2 separate regions of the Homo sapiens genome follow, and region 1 is linked to region 2. A link is a contact called in ENCODE Hi-C data. All regions are on one chromosome and are shown on one strand. Each heading gives the region's core, a stretch centred on a gene start or an enhancer-like site at or near the end of the contact. The rest is flanking DNA. Distances are from core to core; before and after follow the strand shown. Region 1 has its middle 150 kb from the start of MIR4290. Region 2 overlaps LINC03062 (long intergenic non-protein coding RNA 3062).

Evidence for each region. Hi-C counts contacts between places; a loop is a spot of excess contacts on that map. Pooled maps may share reads with other maps.
Region 1: a loop to region 2 is called in a map of heart right ventricle, with 7 times the contacts of the local background. The contact joins two enhancer-like sites. A Hi-C loop is called at or near these places in 8 of 168 maps with a recorded cell type or tissue (Right ventricle myocardium inferior, gastrocnemius medialis, heart left ventricle and 2 more) and 8 of 50 pooled maps.

The regions. Positions count from the first base shown.
Region 1 is chr9:89,876,443-89,879,634 of GRCh38, forward strand. No RefSeq gene overlaps it. Among named protein-coding and RNA genes, the nearest start is that of MIR4290, 150 kb to the right of the region's middle. Within about 2 kb of position 1,609, at least 11 of the 41 ENCODE cell types and tissues checked have a DNase peak (open chromatin) inside an H3K27ac peak, as active enhancers do; they include gastrocnemius medialis, heart left ventricle, heart right ventricle and 1 more, where a contact is called at or near this core.
Region 2 is chr9:89,683,666-89,686,915 of GRCh38, forward strand. All of the region lies in intron 3 of LINC03062 (long intergenic non-protein coding RNA 3062), which reads left to right. Among named protein-coding and RNA genes, the nearest start is that of LINC03062, 46 kb to the left of the region's middle. RefSeq lists an enhancer at 2,079-2,650. Within about 2 kb of position 1,631, at least 13 of the 41 ENCODE cell types and tissues checked have a DNase peak (open chromatin) inside an H3K27ac peak, as active enhancers do; they include gastrocnemius medialis, heart left ventricle, heart right ventricle and 1 more, where a contact is called at or near this core.

The DNA of each region.
Region 1 (3,192 bases), core at 359-2,858, 190 kb after region 2:
CCTCACCCTCTGCAAGGCCCTCCACCATCTCTCTTCTCCACTCCACACCTTCTCAGCTTCTCATCCTGACTTGTCAATTGCTCCATGCCTTTTTTTTTTTTTTTTTTGTGAGACAGAGTCTTGCTCTGTCACCCAGGCTGGAGTGCAGTGGCGCGATCTCGACTCACTGCAAGCTCCGCCTCCCAGGTTCACACCATTCTCCTGCCTCAGCCTCCCGAGTAGCTGGGATTACAGGCACCTGCCACCACGCCCGGCTAATTTTTTGTATTTTTAGTAAAGACAGGGTTTCACCGTGTTAGCCAGGATCATCTCGATCTCCTGACCTCGTGATCCACCCACCTCGGCCTCCCAAAGTGCTGAGATTACAGGTGTGAGCCACTGCGCCCAGCTGCTCCATGCCATTTTTTAAAAAATTATGTTTTTCCCTTTAAAAATTGCTGCAAAGGGCTTCAGATCCACGTGCATAAGAAAGGACATAGAGCGAAGAAGGAAGGCCACCATCTGTGGTCTGGCTACATCCTGAAGTCAATCAGGCTTGTGCAGGTCCAAACTGGCTGCTTAGGACAAGCTCAGGTATCCTAAGGGCCAGAGAATCTGCTCCTTTTCCCCACGAGCATGGACGTACCCAGAAAGTGGTGCAGGATAGGTTGGCTCCAGAGGGGAGGAGGCCATCCCAGCAGGCTGAGGATGGTGTGCAGGGTCTGGAAGGTGTGACACTCCCTCATCCCCCCCGGGGATCAGCTCAGTCCCCCATCCCACCCCACTCTTGCCCTGTGCTTGTGAAGATCCTCTGCCTCATCACACAACTTTCTTTGTCCTATTTCTCCCCTTGTCAGGTGGCCAAGAACATGGTGTACAGTTCAGAGAGCCTCTCAATATGTTGCTTTAAAGTTGAAGACGGGGCCAGCCCAGGGTATCAGCAGCCTTGGCCCCTGCTCCATGCACCATTGCAGGCTGGAGCTATGGCGTTTCCCAAAAACCACCTGGACTTCTTACACATAGAAACAGGGTGACCTCCTAGATGGGTAGACATGCTGCCCTCCAGCTGAGGGTTGGGGTGATGGGATGGGCTGAACTCTGTTCCCCCAAATTCATATGTTGGCGTTGAACCCAGGACCTCAGAATGTGAGTGTATTTGGAGACAGGGCCATTAAAGAGGTAAGGTAAAATAAAGTTATTGCGGTGGGCCCTGATTCAATAGGACTGGTATCCTGGGAAGAAGAGATTAGATACACACAGAGGGATGACCATGTGAGCGTGCAGGGAGAAGACACCATCGGCAAGGCGAGGAGAGGCCTCAGAAGGAACCAGTCCTGCTGACAGCCTCGTCTTAGACGTTCAGTCTCCAGAGATGTGAGACGATACAGTTCTGCTGTTTGAGCTGCCAGATCTGTGGCACGTTATTACCACGGCCTGAGCTGACCCACACAGATGGTTCTCTCGGTCAAACTGTCTCCCCGTTTGCCTTCTGTGCATACTGGCAGGTGAGTGAATGAGCAGAAAGCTTCATTTCCTCCCCAGGCCTGAGCAGGCAGCAGCTGCTTTCCAGGGAGAAGCGCCCCACCTCGCCTCCCAACCCCACACCTGAGGCTGGCCTTGTTATATTTGCCACCAAGATTCCTCAGGGAGCACATCTCTTCATGGACTCCAGGCCCCCAGTCTCAGGACCCAACTCAGCATCCCGCCCACATTGTTGATCTGTCTATTCCTTCCTAAAGCATCAATTATTTTGGAAGGAGCCCAAGAAAATTTCCAATGAGTGTGCATGACAAGGGGATGAAGGAAAAGCACCCTCCTTCGGCCATTTCTGCAGGTCCTGGCTCTGTGCTTTGCAGAAGCGGCCTCGGAGTCCTTGCCAATAGACCTATGCCTAGTGCCCCAAGGGACAAGTGTGTGTCTCTGCCCAGAGAAGGCAGGGAGAAGGAGGAGGCTGGTTCTGCTCCAGCTTGAGGTGGACCTGGGTTTGGGACTGTCATGGGACCAGGGAGGTGACCTTGTATTCAAAAGTTATCACATCCATAACCCAAATGAACTTTCACCTTCTATTTTTCTGCTAAGTCGTAGTTAAAACAAGGAATATGATCTCCACAGGGTTGTGTGTCCACAGCAGTGAAGGAATCGGGGTTTGAGGAATTATTTGGAGATTGTTACCACTTTAGAATGGCCAGCCTGGGCTTCTAAGAGGAAGAGTCAGCTTTCCTTCTGGCTGTGCATGTACATACTAAGTGCATCCTGAAACCCAATGATTAAGTAATATAGTGAACAGAAGTGGTGATTCGGGGAGGGAGAGGGCCACCAGGAGAACAAAGTGGGGCAGCTGGGAGGATGACAGTCGGGAAAGAGGTGGCTGTGTGGGTGGATCTCTTGAGGGCCTCGCTGCATGCTGAGATAGAGTGAGCAGCGGAGGCAGTGGGCACAGAGAACAGCCGAGGGGAGGTGACATAGGAGAGCTGCTTTACAGGATGACTCAGTGGGGACAGAACAGTTCAGCAGACAGGGACACCGTGTACAGAGGCACAGAGCCAAGGGGGCCTGGAGCAGCTGGGAGCCAGCTGGGGCCATGCCTGCTATACCTTGCCACTGGAGCTGCAGAAACTCTGGGGATGTGTCCTTTAGGAGCCAGCTGGGAAGGGCATGGCCATCCGTGGCTGTGACAGCACCCCACTGGCACTGTTTCCACTGTCCACGCAAAGTGGCCGTGGGCTATGATTATTCTGTAAGGCCCAAGACACAGAGCACTAGGAGTTCTGCAGAACAAAATGTGTGGCCACACACAGGTGTGATGGTGCATTCTTAAGTCTCTCAAGTTTTGGGAGCTGATGACACCTTGTGGGGTATGCACACCCACCTCTTCAGGCCTGACTGCCTTCCCTCCTGCCAACAGGCCCAGCACAGCTGTCCAGGGATGCTGCCGGAAGCAGCCGCAGGCCCCTGCAGGCCCATCCTCCGGTCCCTATCCTGCCCTTTCCTTGACATCCCACCTCCTCTCCAGTGGTGGTGATTGGAGCAGCATCAGAATACCCTGGAGGGCTCCGTAAAACACAAATCACTGCCCCCACGCCCCAATTTTCTTATGTAATAGCTTTGGCCGGGGCTGGCACTTGTTTTGTCAACAGGATCCCAGGGGATGTTGATGGTGCTGGTCTGGGGACCATGCTTTTGACAACCACTGCATACAGCAGGACAAGTCAT
Region 2 (3,250 bases), core at 381-2,880:
CATTCTTTGTTATCACCTCTCTGGACTAAGTGAGAAGTCCACCCGTCCTATCCCTCTTTACCTTCCAGTTGGGGTTGGGGCCAGCGACTGCTGCATACTGTGGGTGGCAGTTTTGAGATGCACCCACACGTTCTTCAGCACCCCTACCCCTGAGGGGTGAGGTCTGCCTCCTCCCCTGGGACCCAGGCTCATCTTCAGGACTGGCGGATCCACAGTGTCCAGCAGACAGTGTGTCTGCTGGGATGGTGTCTGACTCCTGAGGATGAGCCCTCAAAGGCACTGCAGCTTCTACACTGAGCGCTGCTGGGAGGTTCTTGCTGGAGCCCTGAGTGTTAATAACACCCAACAAGTCCTGCCACCTGTGGCCGCCATAATGCCAGGAAGCACAAAATATCCCATGGGGAGAGAGCACATGGGAAGGGTTGAGGCTGTATGATGAGATGCCTGGCCAGCCCCTGACAGCTCCTGTCACTGTCTGACTACACCGCAGAAAGCCCTAAGCCAGAGCCACCCAGCTGAGCCTTCCTGACACCAGGAGTGAGCATAAAATAACTGTGGTTGTTTTAAGACACTCAGTTTGGGACGATTTGTTACACAGCAGTAGACAATGAGGATACCTGATGCTCCCTGCTATTACCCTTCTCGCTCCAGACTGGGAAACCCCATGCTTCCTGGACAGCCCATGGATTCTTAGAGAGAGGGCCCAAGGGTTCTTCTCCTGCCATTTCCAGCTCTCGGCCCTCAACAAGGCTGCTTCAGATGACGAGGCACAAATCCCAAGCCTTATGCTTGCTTACTTACAAGTGCCTCTGCTAATTTACTTTTAATTCCTCCCTTTCTTTCAAAGGGCTTGCAGGTGCCTTGGCATGCTCCCACAAGGAGTTAAAATGAAATCAAGGACATTGGCAGACTTTAGTAGAAAAGTGGGGAAGAGAAATGAATATATCAGGAATCTAAGATAAAGTGGATGCTGGCATGGAGTTAATACTTAACTCTCATTTCTTGACAGCTAAGGGTTTTTTTTTTTTGAAGTGCCAGTTCTTTAAAAAAAAAAAAAGGTAGAGTAGTTCCTCCAGAGAGGCAAGTTATTTTCCTGGCATTTTTGCCCAGAAAAATAAAGTATTTAAATATACAGCATAGGAAATAACATAACATTTAATGTTTCCAACAAAATGTGTTTTCAGAGGAATAAAACTCTCACGTGGTAATTTTTCGTGTCGTTGCATAATAAAGTCCTTGGGCAAAATGTTTTGTCCTCCTCTGGGCACAGCCTATCTTTTGGCAGCTGGACAGAGCTCAGAAGACCCGGGAGACAGAATCTGCCTTGGCGGGCAGGTCCCTTGTGGACATCGGCAGCCCTTGCTGTGCTTTTAGCAGGAACAGGGTGATGTCTCACCAATGCCAGGGGCAGATATTCTGGGCCGTTGAATGAGGCCGGATCCACATGCTCTTGAGCTTTCCAGACAAAGCAAATGCTGACATTCTGTTCCACAAGTCCTGTCGGGAACTCTGGCTCCAGTGGAGAGCCAGGGGACCGTGAGGGCCAGTCAGCGCCTGCTTCTCCCTTAGAAGGTTTGTTGGGCTGGAATATCTGGACGGCACTCCATGGACTTCTCTGGAGCATGAGACAATCTGAATAGGCACAGGTGGTGCCTTGGATCTGTGCTGTGTGACTCAAGCTGCAGGCTGGAGGTTCTCCCTGGAGACAGCTCGGGCTGCTGTCCTGCTATAGGAACTGGCCAGGCCTCCCTCTGCAGGCACCAAGTAATGGCTTTGCGTTCTTGTTGGTCACGGCTAACATGTATTCATGCCACACAAAACACAGGCACGTGCGGTGCGTGGGTTTTTATGCCTTATCGCCTGTACCAAAAATAAATCTTCCTTGTCAGGCCTGACTCCAGAGCATGGGAGTGGGCACAGCGTCAGTCGTCTGGCACTGCCTCCCTTGTCATCCTGGGGTTGCCATCATGGAATGGAACTGCTCTCTGTCTGCTTTGTCTTACTCCTCCACTCCAGCGTGTACCCACAGAGAGGAATGGCACAGGGGACACACATTTCCCTGGATGTGGGACATCTGCAAGGGCTCTCTGTGTGTCCCTCCAGCAGGAGGGCTGTGTCCTGTTCTTTGGGGGAGCTGGGGATCTGGTGGGTATAAATGCTCCACCTCCGGCTTCCAGCATCCTAACAGAGGCTGCGCCCATTTGGGCAGAAGATTGGACCCGGGGCAGGGTCCGTGAGCACTGGGAGGCTCGCCAGTGGCTTGGCCCTGCGTAAACCTGGACAACTTGGACAAACTCTGGGGCAGGGTGGGGAGAGGCCCAGGAACTACCCTGGTGGAAATTCCCACCCATGTGGTGTGGGGGATCCGGCTCTTGATATGTAGGGAAATGACGAATGTGCAATTTTCTGCTCACCTGAGATCCACGCTGGCCATAAGAGCATTATTATTTTCTGACAGGACAATAAAAATGCGTGCTTTCTCTTACCATCTAGCTCTGTGCACTCCAGTTAAATCACACCTAGCTGGCTGCTGACTCAGCCTCTTGCAGAACGTCCAGACAGATGTTCCAACATTACCTGGTCACTCCTGCCTGGAGCTGCAGCCTCCCTGCTGGTTCCCATCCCCAGGGAGCCGGCCTGCTCTTCCTGCCCTGCCACCTGTGTTGCTCCAGGCTCAGCCCTCATCCTCGGGGAGCATCAAGGTCAGAGTCAGCAATGCTCTCACGTGGTTCTGAACAACATGCCCAGGCAGCTCCCAAGAGCAGCTCTGCCAGATTCTACCATTCCCATTCTCCTGTTGGTGACTATATGCCTTCTCTTTTTATAAAACTATTTCCTTCTCCTTTGTAGGCAGCTCACTCAGTTTCCTTATGGCTGAGTTGCCCCCTTGGTAAGTGAGATATCAGATGTAGGATGCCTAGAAGCCCCTCTACAAAGGACACTGATGACTATGATACTGATGATGTACAGCTTTCTAGAAGCATTGGTGGACCCTGCTATGCACTCTAGACTCCCTTCCAGGAAGACCTTGCTGCCCAGCTGCAGGGATGTGGTCAGCAGACAGCCCCCAGCTGGCCTTCCTCCAGGCTCAGGGTCACCTCAGCTTCCTCAGCCACTGCACCCATCCCAGGTGGCCACCTCCAGCACTGGGGTGCAGTCCAGGAGGCAGTCGCACAGGGCCGGCAGCTGCCTAACGGGCAAATCTTCAGTGGTATCCCTGACCTACAGCCCCCTCGGGGCCAGCCCAGGC